Linked DNA regions of Homo sapiens: region 2 is linked to region 1. Evidence: chromatin loops called from intact Hi-C (ENCODE). Cell type or tissue: MCF 10A. All regions are shown on one strand. Links, peaks and the distances in the headings refer to the core of each region. The heading gives the core; the rest is flanking DNA.

The links. A loop is a pair of places that touch in the nucleus more often than their neighbours do. Peaks named below come from ENCODE experiments on the same cell type or tissue, not always from the same donor. Only the 100,000 strongest peaks of a DNase experiment are listed, where the experiment ranks them.
Region 2: a loop joins it to region 1, with 5 times the contacts of the local background. A loop is called at or near these places in 3 of 110 quality-filtered maps.

Annotation. Positions count from the first base shown.
Region 1 is chr3:150,719,268-150,724,647 of GRCh38, forward strand. It overlaps ERICH6-AS1 (ERICH6 antisense RNA 1), which reads left to right. Exons shown (of 3, transcript NR_121675.1): 3 at 602-879. It also overlaps the pseudogene SNRPCP3. Among named protein-coding and RNA genes, the nearest start is that of ERICH6, 18 kb to the left of the region's middle. In MCF 10A, for the core only: a CTCF peak has its summit at 2,214 (motif pointing right); a DNase peak (open chromatin) is centred at 2,214.
Region 2 is chr3:150,923,832-150,929,211 of GRCh38, forward strand. CLRN1 (clarin 1) reads right to left here. Exons shown (of 3, transcript NM_174878.3): 3 at 2,736-4,370. The coding sequence ends at 4,105. Among named protein-coding and RNA genes, the nearest start is that of MINDY4B, 21 kb to the left of the region's middle. RefSeq lists an enhancer at 2,075-2,575. In MCF 10A, for the core only: a CTCF peak has its summit at 2,017 (motif pointing right); a DNase peak (open chromatin) is centred at 2,030.

The DNA.
Region 1 (5,380 bases), core at 136-5,135:
GTTAAAGAAAAGCAGCCAGTCACAAAGGACCATGTATGTATTGTGTGATCCTATTTGTATGAAATATACAATAGGCAAAACAGGCAAATCTGTAAAGAAAGTAGAGTCATGATTTTCTAGAATCGGTGGAGTTTGGGGAAATGGGCGGTGACTGCTGATGGGTGTGTGATTTCTTTTAGGGGTGATGAACATGATCTAGAATTGATTGTGGTGTTCTTACACATCTCTGTGAACATACTAAACACCACTGAATGGTACACTTCAAGTGGGTGAATTGTATGGTATGTGAACTATATCCTAAAAAAGTTGTTTTTTAAAAAGGAAAGGAAATGGTTTACTTTTGAGGGTAAATTGAAAGCTCCCCACCCAGATATTATTAACAACAGTTAATGTAACAGCAGTATAGAGCACTGACCCTGCCATCTGCGTGTATCTTCATTCTGATATTCCTTTCTCTGTCCATCATATGCCCCTTGATTTTGCTTTTCTTTTTTTTAACTGATAGAGTCGATAATTTTATTTTCACATTTCACAATACAAATGAAAACTGCACTTTTTCTGGTCCCACTTCTCCCGTCTAATACTATTCTCTCTTTGATAGGAAGGAGGAGCAAGTCTTCTTTGTCATGCTATTAAGAAAATACCCAGAGTCACAGCACCATGATCTCCTTGTGAAGCAGAACAAGTAATATAAAACTGATCTAAAGAGGCCTCCCCTCTACTCTTATCTGTCTGGTCGAGTCATTTGGGTCCAAGTGGGCACCATTGTGGGAGGGTGGGAGGACTCATCACTGGGGGCCCAGGCATCATTGGCATGTGGCCTCCTGTGTTAGTTTGTTCTCATGCTGCAAATAAAGACAACTTGAGACTGGATAATTTATAAAGGAAAGAGGTTTAATGGACTCACAGTTCCACATGGCTAAGGAGTACTCACAATCATGGCGGAAGACAAAGGAAGAGCAAAGGGACATCTTACATGGCAGCAGGCAAGAGAGCGTGTGCAGGGGAAGTCCCCTTTATAAAACCATCAGATCTCATGAGACTTATTCACTATCGCGAGAACAGCATGAGAAAAACCCACCCCCATGATTCAATTACCTCCCACCGTGTCCCTCCCATGTCATGTGAAGATTATTACAACTCAAGGTGAGATCTGAGTGGGGACACAGAGCCAAATGATATCACCTCCAATGGGCAGCCTCATTCCAGGAGCACATCCCATTGGCATCATCCAGGAGGAGGGGGGGGCCATCATTGGCATCATGGGAGGGCCCCCCAGCTGGGGTGCTGGCATCATACCTGGTGAGGAACAGGAAGAGACTGGGGGGAGGTTGGATCATCGCTCCTGCAGGAGGAGGAACAGAGAACAGAGTAGGAGGTGTTCTTCCTTGTTGAGATGCAGTCTTTGTTCTGTCAGCCAGGCTCCGAGCCTGCTCTTCTATCCATTTCTGGTAGTAGTCTTTCACATTCTCTTTGTGTTTCCTTCCACTGCAATGGTAGGTTCTCACAGATGGAGAGTCGTGGGTGAGGTATGTATTGCAGAAGTCACAACAAAACTTAGGCATGTTGCTCTGTAGCCCGTTAACCACTCTCTTCCCTGATTTTGCTTTGTTTTGATGTGACATTGAAGCACTGCACATGCGCAGAGCAGCTAATAGTTCTTCCCTCTTTGGATTGTTGGATGAAATTTTTTTGAATTTTATTTTTTATTGATACATAATAGATATATGTGTTTTGGGGGTACATATGATAATTTAATATATTTATATAACTTGTTAAGAACAAATCAGTGTAATTGGGACAGCCACCACCTTAAATACTTGTCCTTCCTTTTTGCTGGAAACATTTGTATTATTCTCTTAGCTATTTTGAAATATACAATAGGTTATTCTAAACTATAATCACCCTAGTGATCTATGAAACACTACGTCTTATTTCTTCTATTGGATTAAATGATTTAATACCTGCAATGCTCTTAGCATTGTGCCTGGCACATGATAAATAAATATTAGCTGTCGTTATTCCGACCCAAAACAAGAACATTTTTTATTGTTACAGAAAAAATTGGACCATTGATTATGTTTCACCATTTAAGTGGCTATTGTTTGCATGCTTTCGACAGTTCTATCCCATGCCCTATACATTTACTTTCCCCCAGACCTCCCTCCCCTCCATCTTCAACCTATTACAACAGGGTGTAATAATATAGACGAACACTAGAGGGAAGCATGCAATTGCAATGAAGAAAATCGGCATCAGCACACTTGAAATTCAGACAAGAAGATAGAAGATGTCTAGTATCAAAGGAAAGTGAAATGTCTTCCTTTAATATAGTGTCTTGTAGTATTCTCCTATAGGAGGGAAGTATTATTACTCTATCGGATGAGTATTCCTACTGGAAGGATAGCTGCGGCATTTTAAAAAATCCTGCCTGTATGTGCCTGCCATAAAGATGTCACATAACCATTTCCTCACGTGCTGTTCACTCCACACCCCAGCTCTCCTGAGAGCACTTAGCTTCTCCCGTGAGCCGGTTCCTCCGATGGGAGGCATTTGGAAGCCTACATTAGTATAGTGCTGCCTTACAACGCACTTTAATGTAATATCTAGTCTCTGGGAGGCCCAGGAGTGCTTCAAATTCTAGGCTTCCCTGAGATGTCCAGTGCATTTCTGTTGAGGTGTATATGGGCTCACTCGGCCTGAGTCCCTCAGGGGCAGGAAACGTACCCCATCTTCACCTTTGCATCCCCAGCAGTTTGCAGTGCTGGGCATGCCCTAGAGAAGCTGGATAATGTCTGTTGGACTAAACTGCTTCATGAGCTGCAGACAGAAAAAGAGGGAAATTTATGCTCACTTTATGCCTGAGCAATGGGACTCTAAACTGCACCCCTAACCAGTGAATATTTTTCATTATTTTTCTGGATTATAAAAGTTCATGCTCATAATGTGAAAATCATGCAAAAAGAACATCTAAAATATTCATAATCCCATCCATCCAATATTAACCTGGGGAATACTACAGATTCTTTTAACCTTATGTCAGAGTATAATATATAAATATATGTGTGTGTGTACATATATATAGTGTTTACATTTATGGCAGCATGGAACACCTATCTTTTAAAAATTTTTTTTGAGATGGTGTCTATACTCTGTCACCCAGGTTGGAGTGCAGTGGCGTGATCTGACTCGCTGCAACCTTGGCCTCATCCTCCCACCTCAGCCTCCTGAGTAGCTGGTACCACAAGCGTGCACTACCATGCCCAGCTAATTTTTTGTATTTTTGGTACAGACAGGGTTTTGCCATGTTGCCCAGGCTGGTCTTGAACTCCTGAGCTCAAGTGATCCACCTGCCTTGGAATCCCAAAGTTCTGGGATTACAGGTGTGAGCCACCATGCCCAGCCCTACATCTATCTTTTTTTTTTTTTTAAAACTAATCCCTTTCTTTTGGGAATTTAAGCTGTTTCTCAATTTTTGCTTTTTTTAAAGAGCAGTCTGGTGAATATTCGTGTAGCTAAGTGTAAGCCCACATTCTTTATTAGTGTCTTAGGATAAATTCCCAGAGGCAGAATTTCTGGGTGATGGGTAATTTACATTGTCACCAACAGTGACAGTGCCCTTGATCAGATGAAGAGTTTTAATTAAACGTCACACCAGAACTCCATAATCTTGTCTCAGTCATGTCATCGCTGCTCAAAACATTTGGTGAACTCTGTTTGGTGATCCAGGCTATGACTCATATAAGAAAATAAATCTTAATCTCTCATCTTGCCTTTGATCTTTGACTGTTCAAGAAAATCTAATTTACCACAAAAGGACAAAGACAGCAACCATGGCAGATTTTCATATAGGTGTGCCACCAGAGTCAGGAGGAGATAGGGAAATGCTTCCCAGACTGTTCTGAATAGTGGCAAATCAGAGAATAATTCCTCTAAGTCTTTTTGGAAATTAGAATGGAACTTCCCTATCATCTGAAGACTCCTTATGGATTGAACAAGGAGGGCCCTCTTGACTGGTTTGTCTTTCTTTCTTTTTCTTTCTTTCTCTTTCTTTCTTTCTTTCTTTCTTTCTTTCTTTCTTTCTTTCTTTCTTTCTTTCTTTCTTTCTTTCTTTCCTTCTCTCCTTCCTTCTTTCCTTCCTTCCTTTCTTCCTTCCTTCCTTCCTATCTTCTTTCTCTTTCTCTCTCTCTCTCCCCCTGCTTCCTTTTCTTTTCTTTTCTCTTCTCTTTTTTCTTTCTCTTTTCTTTTCTTTCCAGGGTCTATGCTATGCTGCCTAGGCTGGTCTCAAATTTCTGGACTCAAGCAATCCTCCTGCCTTGGTTTCCCAAAGTGCTAGGATTACAGGCATGAGCCACCTTGACTGGTTTCTTCCTTAAAGGTTCCTAAGCTTCGCCTTTTTTTTTTTTATCTTAAAGATGGACACAGAGATCTAAACATTAAAACAATTTATTTATTGGAGTTTCCTCATAGAAGGGTAAGAGAGACAGTTGCACCTGACTGGGTGCTTAGTATTTCTATAGAGTGGCTTAAGCATGGCAACTGATTAATGAGAGGAGCAGGAGGTGACTTGCATTGTTTTTACTAAGATAATATTTTGTTTTGTTTTGTTTTGTTTTTTTTGGAGAATGGCAGATTGGGTTTATTGAGGGAGGCGACTGAAAGGAACTCAAATCACCCCCTTGGTACTGCTATTTATATTACTGCATTGTGTGGAAATCCTTAGTGGCAAATAAAGCTTTGGGCTGATGTTTAAGGCCCTCTACAATATAATCTTAACGCGACTTTTCTAGCTTTAACTTCGCCTACTCTTACACAGACCTGAATGGATGCTGCACATCCTGTTGGCCCAGCTGCAACTTCAGCCACTGCTGTAGCAACCAGTTTTGTGCAGGTGTGGCTGATGGCTCTGGCTTTGGCTGCCTGACGTTTCCTGGATCCTGCAGCGTGGCACAGGACACATTTGCCTCCTGGTTGCCTTCTGGACTTGCAGGGTACTTACCGTGATAGGGGGTACCCTTTGATGAGCTGGGGATGGGAACTGGAGGGTGAAGACCTCCCTCTTCTCTCTCTCAGTGGACAATTCTGAGGTCCTTCTACACAGTGCCTCAGAAGCCCCTAGCGGGATTGAGCCTCAGTTACCTAAGGCAGTGACCGGCGGATAATGCACCTGTGCTGGCTTTCTTTCCTCCCCTACTCCCCTCTTCAGTCCTTCAGTCTGTTGCCTGGAATCACTTTCCTAAATAAATGTCTTTTTTTTTTTTTTTTTTTTTTTTTTTTAGAGGGAGCCTCGCTCTGTTGCCCAGGCTGGAGTGCAGTGGTGTGATCTCGGCTCCCTGCAACCTCTGCCTCCTGGGTTCAAGCGATTCTCCTGCCTCAGCCT
Region 2 (5,380 bases), core at 99-5,098, 200 kb after region 1:
GGCCCCAACTCCAAAGGAGACTGGGAAATGTACTTTAGCTGTTTAACTGTGCTCCAGAGAAGAGGAAACTGGTGAAGAGCACATCGAATTTCCATGGGTGAAAGGGTGACTGCAGAGGAGTAGGGCAAAGGGGGCAGCTATATGGCAGCAAATGAAAGTCTATACAGCTGATTCTCTTGGAGCTTCTGGCCTGGGATGTGCAGCAGACACCGTCCTTCCCTATATTAAGGCACACTATTCATTACACTTGGCTAAATAGAAAGATGGCAAATTTAAGTGCAAATCAGACAGCCATGGCATCCCGGAATCCACACCTCTGGATTAGCTATGCTACCCTTTTTTGCAAAGTTCATGATAAATTGGAACCTGAGGAGAGTGCAACAACAGGGTGGCAGATGTCGTGCCCTGAAATTGCACGTTTCTGGTAGGGCACTGGCTTAGATTACTTGAGGGGCCCAAGCCTCCTCCTCTGCGAACCCACTGACAAACTATACCAGAGGAGGGAGAGAGAGAACACCGCTAGCAGGAATTCCCAAGTCTCTCACTCTTCTCTTCAGTCGGGTTCGTGGCTCACAGAGGGAAGAGTGGACTTTTGCTGAATGAGGGGTGCACAAACTTGTAACTCATTCTGTCTACTGCTTTCAGAGTGGGTCAAAATCCCTCAGACCAAGATTCAAGCAAAGAAACAATCTCTTAAGACACTTGCCTTTTAACTGCACCATAGCTCACCCTCACCTCACTTCCACCCTGGGGTCTCTATAACTATTGCCTGATACTGTCCGGTAGGACTGGCAGGGGAGAGTCTGGAGATTTCTGACTTGGGTCTTTGGACTTTCCACATAAGCTAGTAAATCCCAGCTCTGAGCTGTGACACCCATGGATGTGTCTGGTTGCCTTGGTGGGAATTTATCACTAAGTCTGTAAATCAAAATATAATTTAATTTGGTTTACATCAGTATTTACAGGAGCAAGAGGGCTTTTTCCAAGGGGGGATTTTGGCCCACAAGCAGAAACCCCAGTCCCGCCCAGTCTTTCTGTCTGCCCTTTAAATTGACCAGCATTGCTGTGTCCCTTGTCACTGATGGTGGTGGCCCATCAGCCCTGAGCCGGGACCAACTGCCACGTTGATGGGGCTTGAAAATGGGCATGTCTCTAGAGCAGACACTGAGCACTGAACTAGTACAGGCCCCAGGATATGTAAATAGAAGGGATGAGGGGCAGCAAGGCCGTTAGAGAAACACGGCCGGGCTTTGGCCTGGTCTTGAAGCAGCATTTCTATTATAACAGATGCACTGTTTTAACTACACTGGATCTTATTGGAAGGGGAGAGGGTGAGGAAAATCGAGAGGGAAGTTAATCCTCCCCCCACCCCCGCCCCACTTTCCACCCTCTGGAGTCTACGCCTCTGTTCTCATTCAGGTTTCTCTAGGTAAATGATTGGGACAAATATCCATTCTAGCAGCAAGCCACGCTTACCTTGGAGCTGGTGCACCCTACCGCTGCCAGAGTGCACCCTCTGTCTCCACCAGGGTTAAGAAGGGGTGGTGGTCTCCCTCTCCTAGCCTCTTGCCAGGTAAAGGGGCAAGAGGGAGAGGAGAATAATAGCACTGTCCCTTGCCTTGATTGTGTACACGTATGATACTCTGGCCTCATTGAGGGGCCCTGAATACCTGGAATGTGACACGGAAGCAGCTTCCCTGGAGGAACAGATGCGACCGCAAGAGCAAAAGACCTCTGCCAACTGTAAGACGCCCGGATGTAAGGAGTGCCCCTCCTCTTCATTCTAATGCACCATCTGCATCTGTTTTCGCTTCATTCTGAAGCTTGCTCCTCTTCCGGTGAACACGTCTTGCCTTGGCTGGGTCCACCTGGACAAACCTAGGGTGATGTTCATACATTCTTCTTGCCATTCTTTCTGGCAGCATCATCAGCACTGATGTTCTCACTGATGACATGAAGGTGTCTGAGACAATTAAACAGGCTCCCCACCTGGCATGGTGTTCGCCTCCCCAGGGCCAGCAGGGGGCCCCGCGACCTTGTGAGAAGGCTAGCTGCCACCTGGGGAAGGAGGGCGGGTCCCAGCAAAACGAATGTCATTCCCGGGGCCTTTGATTCCCACCGAGTGGGAGCCGCCTATGAGCGTCCTGGCCAGACCCTTCTTCTAAGGGCTCCCCATAGGCCTGGGGACTATGCGTTTCATCTGCGAGAAGAGAGGGAGACCGGTGCTGCTGGTGCCGGGTTGTTTCCTGCTTTATTTTGTGTGCGGTGTGCTCTGCAGGGACCTTTTGAGTGTCTGTCACAGCCCTGCTTCTCCTTTCCAGCCAGGGAACATGGTGGGTTTGCCTCTTAGTTCCTCATTAGATTTTTCAGCAGCTGCTCCAGGTTTTCTTTCTCTTTCTACGGAACAGAGAACGATTGGAGACTTGTTTTCTAAAGAAAAAAGCCTGGTGTTCGAAGGAGTTTTTCAAAACTCCAAGAAGACAGAGAGGAATCCAATAAGAGTGCAGGGGGTACCTGGCCTTGGGGACCTCCAACCAACTCCTCACGCAGGAGACGGTCCTTGTCCTCCTAGCCCACTCATTTCCAGTGCTTTTGTACTGGACCATTTCAGCTAAAGACTTACAGAACCGGGCTCTAGCCTGTTACCAAAAAAAAAAAATCCCCTTTGTGGCTAGACTGAATTGTAGTCTTCTAGAAATTGTCCAGGTGTATTTCCTGATTTAAGGGGAAAAACCAGCATCTGGAAACTCGGTGTGTTCTGATGTCTGCTGGCGAATAGCGAATTGACACCAGAGCAAGTTATTTCTCAGGTATACGGTTGTTTCATCCTTGTAAATAGTTCCAAAGGGAAACAGTGTTTTATTTTAAGGAGTACTTTCAAACCTATTATATGAGGGCTGCTGAGTACTCAGCACCTGTGGTCAGAGGCCTAGTGATCTGTTTGCTGTCATTCTCTGCTTTTTCCTTGGTGCTTTCTGGAGGACAGCAGGTTGAGGATGAAGGAAGGGTCAGTTCCAGGCTCAGCTGTGGCCTTTAGTCAGCTGCAGATCAATTTGATGGGTAATTCAGGGGAAAAAAAAAGTTGACCTGGGTCATGCTTGGTGACAGCCAGAACAAGACCAAGATGATACAGTGATACCGTCATAATCCCAGATTTAATATAATTTTCATAATTGCATATTAGTACTCGAGACACTATAGCTAGAAAAACAGCCCCTAATAAGTCATTTTGCATCAAATGTACTAAGCAGAGATCATTTTTCATGATTCCTCAGTGGTCCTAACAATTATGTTCATTGAAAGTACTGTCGTGAATGTAATTGGGACTCAGGCACGGGAGGAAAAATACCCTAAGCTTGGTTTTTTCTTCTTTTCTTCTTTTAGAGTTTGCAGATTTTGACCAACAGACATGGTTAATAAGACTATGCTTTTTTAAAGCCTATATTTTATATTTATTTTATTTTTTAATTTTGTTAGTGACAGGGTCTCACTTTATTGCCCAGGCTGTAACTCGAACTCCTGAACTCAAATGATCTTCCCACCTTGGCCTCCTGAAGTGCTGGAATTACAGGTGTGAGTCACCACGCCTGGCCTAAGAGTATACTTTAAACAAATTTTTTAAAATGTGTGTTGATACATTTTATAGATGTTCATTTAATACACTACTGTTTTAGGAAAGCGATTGCAGCTCAGTTTTCTGAAATCTGGCAACAAATGTGTGGATATATTAGAGATATTATTTGTTTTTATTAAAATATATTCCATGTGCCTTTGATATCTTTTTGATAGGAAGACATCTTACACACACACACACACACACACACACACATATATATATATGGAGTAACAATTTGTCGATTCTAGTCAACTGCCTTTGACTACCTGGGTCAAGCAATTTCCCACCAGATAAAACAACTTTTCAAAGCCTTCCTTCTGCTTCCCTTACTTTCCAGCCTGTATCCTTAGTACGTAATTTGTAAACATTGTCACGAAGGGTCCTGATGCTTTAATATATGCAGACTAAAAGGATATGCAAAATTAACCACATCTAAAAGTGACCAAAGCAAGTCTACTCCCTTGTAAAATTATAGAAAGGTTTGCCTTTCAGTACATTAGATCTGCAGCTACATTAGTTGTTTCTGCGTCTTTAGATTTTGCAAAAGGGAACTGAAATCCAGCAAGTCGTATTAGGAGCCCATTCAGAAAATGAACAAAAAAGCAAAAGAAAATGACCCAGAATGAGGTGGTATATTTTTCACTTTGCGTTTTGTAGACATAAGTCCCTTCTTTATAATTTGCAATTTTTTCTGAGAGGTGATGGATTTTCACTTCAGAGGCAAACAATATCATGACAAGACAGCCACAGGAGCCTGCAACAGAAGAAACAAGGTGTTGGGACAAATATTTCCTGATTGTAAGGGACAGGGAAGAGGGTCAATGTGTAAACCAAGGAATTCTCTTACCATCATCCCCATTGACATTATCCACACAAAAAATTATTGCATATTTGTAATCATGAGCCTGATTCTTCAGTCTCTAGGTGGTAGGGCTTGGGTTATGGTTCTGCTCTGAGTGAAGAAGATTTGTGTGTGCGTGTAGGAGTGCAGTGGGAGGTAAGGAGGTGGTTAGAATTAAGCTGATCTTACAAAGACTGGGAGATATTCCTCTTTGCATGATGTGAAGGCTGAATTGCTAGGCACTTTAAAGGCATAATGGTGGAATCAGGCTACAAAGCAGCCACTGCTATGATGTGGCTTCAAGAGAAAATATTTCTCTGTACTTCACAGGCCATGCAGGATAAATGTCAATCATGCAGCCTCTTGTGAAAGGCCCCAGCCTCCCTTCAGAAGGGTTACCACAGCTCCTTCAGCTTTCACTTGGCCACAGCTGCACAAAGGAAAAGGTAGCTATGGATGAGGTATTGAGGTGGCGCACATCTCTATTCTCCTTGTTTGTAACAGAATTCAGATTTTTGGCTAGACATGTGAGTGTCTTGAATTAAGACAGCATTGTTCAACTAAGGGTGGTTGGGAAGTATGGGCGGGATAGTCTTCTTGAACTATACAGGTATTAGGGGCCTGTCCTTTCTTCCCCACTTCCTCCTTCCTGTGGCTGAAATATGGATGCAATGGCTGGAGCCCCAGCATACATTTTGGACCAATGTGGCCCCAGAAATGGAAGCCATATGCTGTGGAAAAACAAGAAAGAGGGAGTCTAAATCCCAGATCCTTGGAGCCTCTGGACCAGCCCTGGACTTCAACCTCTAGATTTTTATGTGTGAGAAAAATAAACATTTGTTTTGTTTAGTACACTATTATTATTTTTCCCCCTCATCTATCACTCATTGGTAGCCTAATTTTAACAGATGTAGCTGTGATTT